Regions from separate parts of the Homo sapiens genome. Here region 2 is linked to region 1. A link is a contact called in ENCODE Hi-C or POLR2A ChIA-PET data. All regions are on one chromosome and are shown on one strand. The core of a region is the stretch at or near the end of the contact, and the rest is flanking DNA. Distances in the headings are between cores, read along the strand shown.

Region 1 (3,106 bases), core at 250-2,749:
ATCCCAGCTACTTGGGAGGCTGAGACAGGGGAATTGCTTGAACTCGGGAGGCGGAAGTTGCAGTGAGCCAAGATTGTGCCATCGCACTCCAGCCTGGGTAACAAGAGCGAAACTCCATCTCAAAAAAAAAAAAAAAAAAAGAAGGTGTGTAGAGCATGGGGCACCCCTGGGACCCCTGGAAAATTATTTGGGGGTAGGAGTAGGACCAGATTAGACACTGAAAAAAAACATGGAGAAGGAACATGATTTGACAGTCAAATTTAGGCTATTTAAAAAAATATTTCTAGGGCATTTATTCTTGGGTTCAATTTCTGACTATAAATTATCTGGAAGGGAGGGTGATACTATGAATATGGTTTTTGCAGATTTTTTGGGAAAGCCCAGTTGGTTTTACTTTTGTGGGTCAAATTAGTTTTGAAGATTATCTATAAAGCTTTCAGTGATAGACCTGACCCCCAAGCCACAGCTGCTTAAATAGCTGTGTGCTGTGGATTTTCTTGTTGTGCAGTGTTTCCTTTTAACTTTCCTGTTCAGGGCAGAAACAGAGTAATGCAGGCCCATATTCTTTGAATCCTAGAGAGCAAGTGACCTACTTACTATTGTACCTGAAATATTCAACTAGAGTATATTTTAGGAAATACTTTTTCAGCTTTAAACATGACTTTGCTTCTGTGAATAAACACTTCAATCGAGAGACACTGACAGGTATTCTGGGCTGTTCTCCTGACCCGTTGTGTAACTTTGGATACTGTATGACTTTTCTCCTTGGAAAGAGGCAATGTAAAATCCATGGGTTTCTTTAGAAAAGACAATTTGTAACTACACCCTTATAGGTGCATGTGATGAAGATTAGTGAAAGTTTTCATTGGGTTTAGAAATTTTAGAAATGCAGGAGGCCGGGTGCGGTGGCTCAAGCCTGTAATGCCAGCACTTTGAGAGGCTGAGACAGGAGGATTGTTTGAGACCAGGAATTTGAGACCAGCCTAGGCAACATAGTGAGACCTCATCACTACAAAAATTATACAAAATTAGTCGAGAGTGGTGGCACACACTTGTAGTCCCAGCTACACAGGAGGCTGAGGTGGGAGGATCTCTTGAGTCCGGGAGGTTGAGGCTGCAGTGAGCTGCGATCATGCCACTGCACTCCAGTGTGGGCGACAAAGTGAAATGCAGGAGTTATTTGCTGGGTTCTTTAACAGCTGGAAGATGTGGGTTCTGGTATTCATAGTTTATTGGCCAGGATTTTCTTTATTTTGTGGTCCTCCTCTTTGCAGGTTTCAGCCTCCCTGTGAAGACCAAAGTACCTGTGTAAACAGGATTCCAGGATGGAATATGAGTAGGTTTTTTGTTTGCAAAATTTCTTACTATACATGGCTAACTTTTAAAGAAGTAACACAATGGACCAACCGAAAGACAGAAACCTTGGGTAGCTTTGTAATTTTCTATGTGTGTGTTCTGCCACCTGCTGGAGAAGGATCACCACGCTTGGGAAGCTGGCTGGCAAAGCAGGGGAGGGTGTGTAATCTGGCTCCTTCAGCCCTCTTCTAGGACTGGGCAGAGTACAGGAAAACTCACAAAATGCTGTGGTGTGCTTGGTTTTCTGTTGGATCTCCCTAATTGGCAACTAGAGTTATCCCACAGGGATTTCCCCTTCAGCCTGCTGAGCTCACGGCCAGCCACCTCAGGCCCAGGCTACTCTGTGAGCCCCGCTCAGGCCCAGGCTGCTCTGTGAGCCCCGCTCAGGCCCAGGCTGCTCTGTGAGCCCTGCTCAGGCCCAGGCTGCTCTGTGAGCCCCGCTCACATCATGCGCTGGCCTCATTCCTCTGAGTATCCAGTATGTTGACTGGGATCGCCTTGAAATACTTTAAACTGGTTCAAAGTGGAAACAAAACAAAACATTAAATCCAAAGTAGGGGGCAGGGTGGCCACCTTTGTTGTGACATCTATAAGAGGGCCAACTGACCTATTCAGGAAAAGAATGGCCTTTTTTTCCTGAGATTATAGTCTCCCTCCTTTTTAGTGTTAAAATGCATTTTTACAGAATGATTCTGAGAGATGAGGGTTATCACTGTAAACGTATATTTGCTTGGCAAAAGAAAAAGCAAATGTAAATCAGTTCCCTAATTCTTTTAATATATTTTCCTATCTGTAAAATACCAAAGTCTGGCCAAATGCAGTTTGCTACTCCCTGTGGTCAGTCTTACCTTTCCCTTTATTTGACAACTTAGGCAGAAAAGTGGGGTCAACAATCCTCAGTTGTAACTTCCTTATTTTCCCTGTCAAATTCTCCATGGATTTTTCTGTGCTGTGACCCACATAGAAACACAAAAATAATAGTGTGGTGGAATGAGGATAATGTTTCTTCACTAACTGGGTCACTGTTTTATAGATAAATTTTGGTCTAGAGTAAATGGTTGGCCTGATTTTGCACCCCTTTGGATCATTTTGTTCCTCTGGAGTTCTGGATGGAATGTGACCTTCCTGGATGGATGTGTATGTGGGACTCCCATGGGCAAGACTTAGATTTTTGGCAGCCAGACCCTCAAGGCAACTGGGAGAGGATGTGGAGGCTCAGCCTCCCTGTTATTTGAAATTTCTCAGAGGCACACAATAATTTTGAAAGATTTTTAAATGGGAATAAGACATTTTAATATCTATGATTAATTTAAATAATTTTATCAACTGAAGTAATGAAACAGACTTCTGTATTAAGGGATATAATTACAGAAGAATATTATTTTTAAAAAATGTTTTACAGCCTCAATTTAAATAAATTGTAAAGTTTAAAGAAAAAATGTGGATCTACTCTGATTGAGACAGGTTTTGTGTTTGGCTTTATGGAGTCTAAATTGAAAATTGCTAGTGTAGAAAACCTGAACTGAGATTTATTTTTGAGAAGATATTTAAAGAGAACAGATAGTTGAGATCTAAGTAGGTAGAGGCTGGGAAAATGAGTTTGTACTGAAGCCAGAACACATGGTGTCTTCACTGGAAATGAATGTTCCCAAAGAATAAACTTTTGTTTGTGTGTATTTATTTATCAGTAGTAACAATTGCTTTTGAATGAGCTAGGACATTTATGATTATAGGGTGTGGGTTTCTTATG
Region 2 (3,191 bases), core at 76-2,575, 53 kb after region 1:
GCAACTCCAATTTTCATCAATGGTGACTCATCACCCTGGCTGGGCTACTGACTGTCTTTTTTTATGGCTGGTACAGTAAAATATGATTATTATTGTCCATCAATACTACTTTATTCCTTTCTCAATGCAGGTTGAGATTGCATTAGCTTTTTGGACAACGTATCCTCACAGTTTGCTCCTATTGGCTTTAGGTAACTACAGTAGTCCCCCCTTATCTGAGGGGTATATGATCCAATACCCCCAGTGCATGCCTGAAATTGTGCCCTATACAGTATATGCTATATGCTATGTTTTTTTCCTATACATACATACCTATGATAAAGTTTAATTTATAAATCTGGCACATAAGATATTAACAATAACTAATAAAATAGAACAATTATAACAATATACTTAATAAAAGTTATGTAAATGTAGTCTCTCTTTCTCTCAAAATATAGTATTTTTGGACTGAGCTTGACTACAAGTAACTGAAACTGCAGAAAACAAAACTGCAGATAAAGGGGCTACTGTGTAACCTCCTATGTATTAATTGGCTCGAGCTGCCATAACAAAATACCATACATAGATTGGATGCTTAAACAACAGAAATTTATTTTGTCACAGTTCTAGAGGCTAGAAGTCCAAGATGAAGATTCTAGCTGATTTGGTTTTTGGTGAGGACTCTATTCCTGACTTGTGGACAGTTGCTTTCTTGCTACACCCTCACATGGCCATTTCGAGGGTGTTTCTCCCTCTTTTGTAAGGATGCCAGTCCCATCGGATTAGGTCCCCACCCTTATGACTGTACTTAAATTTATTATCTCTGTTTAGGCCCTATCTCCAAATACAGTTATATTGGGGGTAGGGCTTCAACATATGATCTTGGGGGGACACAGTTCAGCCCGTAGCATCTTCTCATCATAGACTGTGCTACCAATCTGTGATGGAGAACTGAAGGAAAAAGGGCCATGGTTGTTTAATCTTGGGCTACGGTGCAGTGTAAGAGGAGTTGAAACTGCCCCTCTGCCTTTGGGGGCTGTGCTCCTTGTTTCTGTAATCCTACTGGGTCCCTAATCTTCTTCTTTCTTGATTTTGAGTAGTTGTGATACTGACAGAGTGGGGACAGAAAAAGCTGAAATCTGTTATTGCAACAGTAACAGAGCTTCAAGTCTAGGAATTTCCCCAGTTATCTCTTACGGGGCATTTGCCTTCCTGCCATAGGAAACAGATGCAGGGAGGGCAAGTTGTAACCTGGGGCCTTTAATCATAAAGGCATAGGGAGCCCTACCCAGGACATTCACTCATGGCAGGGTGACTGGTGATCTGCCAGAGAAATCCCAGCAGCCCTTGCTGAAAGGCATAAGGTAGGGAGATCCACAGCTCCTGTGACCCAACCTGTTTCAGCCTGGAAGATAATGGAGGACAGAGCGAGCAAGGCATGTGTGTGTTCATTAGTATTCTTTAGAATACAAGTGCTAGAAAAACCCACCCAAAGTGCTTTAAGCAAAATGGGAATTTATTGGTTCACATAAATTTATTGCTGCCAGTGTACTTTGATCCAGTACTCAAATATTATCACCAGGATCTGTCTCTATGTTTGCTTTGTCTAGCTGTCAGCTTTACTGGCTCACTTGGTGATTTAATCCTCACATTACGAATTCCAGAAGAAAAGTAAATATGTTTTCTTGGCTGTGACTGGGTTATGTGCCATACTGGAACTAATCAGTGTAGCCACAGGGATGGGTATGGTATTATTATAAGCCAGTCCAGGACCCCCCTGTTGCTAGGGATGGAATCAGTTCCATGGAAACCATATGACTGGAGAATGGTGGAGGGTGGTTTCCCAAAGGAAATTTTAGATCCTCTTTTCCAAAGGAATCTTTGGATCCCTTGGAAACTTTGGAAATGCTTGTTGGACAGAAATAATAGGTGTTTATTACAGACATTTTTTCACATGGCCCCACAAACAAATCACAGTATAATGTTACCGGAATGTCCCTGGAAATTACAATAAGGTGTCACTTTCTCTTCCTATTTTTATTACAGCCACTTTGTGTTTTTATATGCTGAAGTATAGGACTATAGTCACCTCAGATTATCTTCCACTTATTTCTGAGCTTTCCCCTCTGGTCTTGTCACTTGTGCGCATCCATCCATCCATCCATCCATCCATCCATCCATCCATCCATCCATCTGTCCATCAAACAAGTACGTATTGAGTGTCCCCTTAGATGCAGCAGTGAACAAGAGATTGTTGTTGCCTTCATGGGGCTTTTAGTTTAGTGTTCCAGTCTCCTCATCAAGCTGCCATCTGGCTCTTGCCATCATGCCCCATAACCCAGAAATCTCTGATCTCCTACATGCTGTGGGTGCCCCCACCACCACGCTGGCCTTGCCCCGTTCTTTACTGTGCCACAAAAGGAGCAGCATCTTCCCTTAATTCTGCACAGCATGGCAGAGATTACAGTATGCTCTCATATGTGCAGGAAACATTTCTCTTTCATAGCACTTGTCACAATTGTCATGACTTACTTGTATATGTATTTGTTTAATATCTTTCACTCTAGACTTCTCATAAGGTTAGGGACTGTGATTATCTTGTTTATCATTATTTTCCCTTATGTAGTGCAGTGCCTGGAGCATACTAGCCATTCAAATACTCGAATGGTCTGCTATACTGTCAGATTTAACAGGACCCCTTAAGGTGAAGGAATAATAAAACCAATACAATACAAAAAGCATCCTGAAACAGTTACTAGATGTGTGTCTTATTCTGCTCAAGCTGCTATTACAAAATATCATAAACTGGGTGGCTTACACAACAGAAATTAATTTTCTCACAGTTCTAGAGGCTGGGAAGTCCAAGATGAAGGTGCTGGCCAACTCAGTTTTGGTGAGAGTCCTCCTTTTGACTTGCACACAGCTGCTTTCTCCTTGTGTCCTCACGTGGTGAAGAAAGAGTGAACTCTCTGGTGACAAAAGGACACTAATCCTATTGGATCAGGTCCCCAATCTTAAAATATCATTTGACCTTAATTATCTTCTTATCGGCCCTGTCTCCAAATATAGTGACTTTGGAGATTAAGGCTTCAACCTATTAATCGGTGGCAGTGGGGAACAGTTCAGTCCATAGCACTGTGGGTACCTTCAGCATACATAGCTAGGGTACCTTCAGAAACCTTTCTAGTGCCTGCCTGCTTAGTTTTCTG

Evidence for each region. Hi-C counts contacts between places; a loop is a spot of excess contacts on that map. ChIA-PET counts read pairs that join two places held with the same protein, here RNA polymerase II (POLR2A).
Region 2: a loop to region 1 is called in a map of PC-3, with 7 times the contacts of the local background. The contact joins two enhancer-like sites. A Hi-C loop is called at or near these places in 1 of 168 maps with a recorded cell type or tissue (PC-3). POLR2A ChIA-PET finds 5 or more read pairs at or near these places in 1 of 52 experiments (HepG2).

What each region holds. Positions count from the first base shown.
Region 1 is chr14:32,253,577-32,256,682 of GRCh38, forward strand. No RefSeq gene overlaps it. Among named protein-coding and RNA genes, the nearest start is that of RNU6-8, 52 kb to the left of the region's middle. Within about 2 kb of position 1,500, at least 14 of the 41 ENCODE cell types and tissues checked have a DNase peak (open chromatin) inside an H3K27ac peak, as active enhancers do.
Region 2 is chr14:32,306,751-32,309,941 of GRCh38, forward strand. No RefSeq gene overlaps it. Among named protein-coding and RNA genes, the nearest start is that of AKAP6, 21 kb to the right of the region's middle. Within about 2 kb of position 1,326, at least 6 of the 41 ENCODE cell types and tissues checked have a DNase peak (open chromatin) inside an H3K27ac peak, as active enhancers do.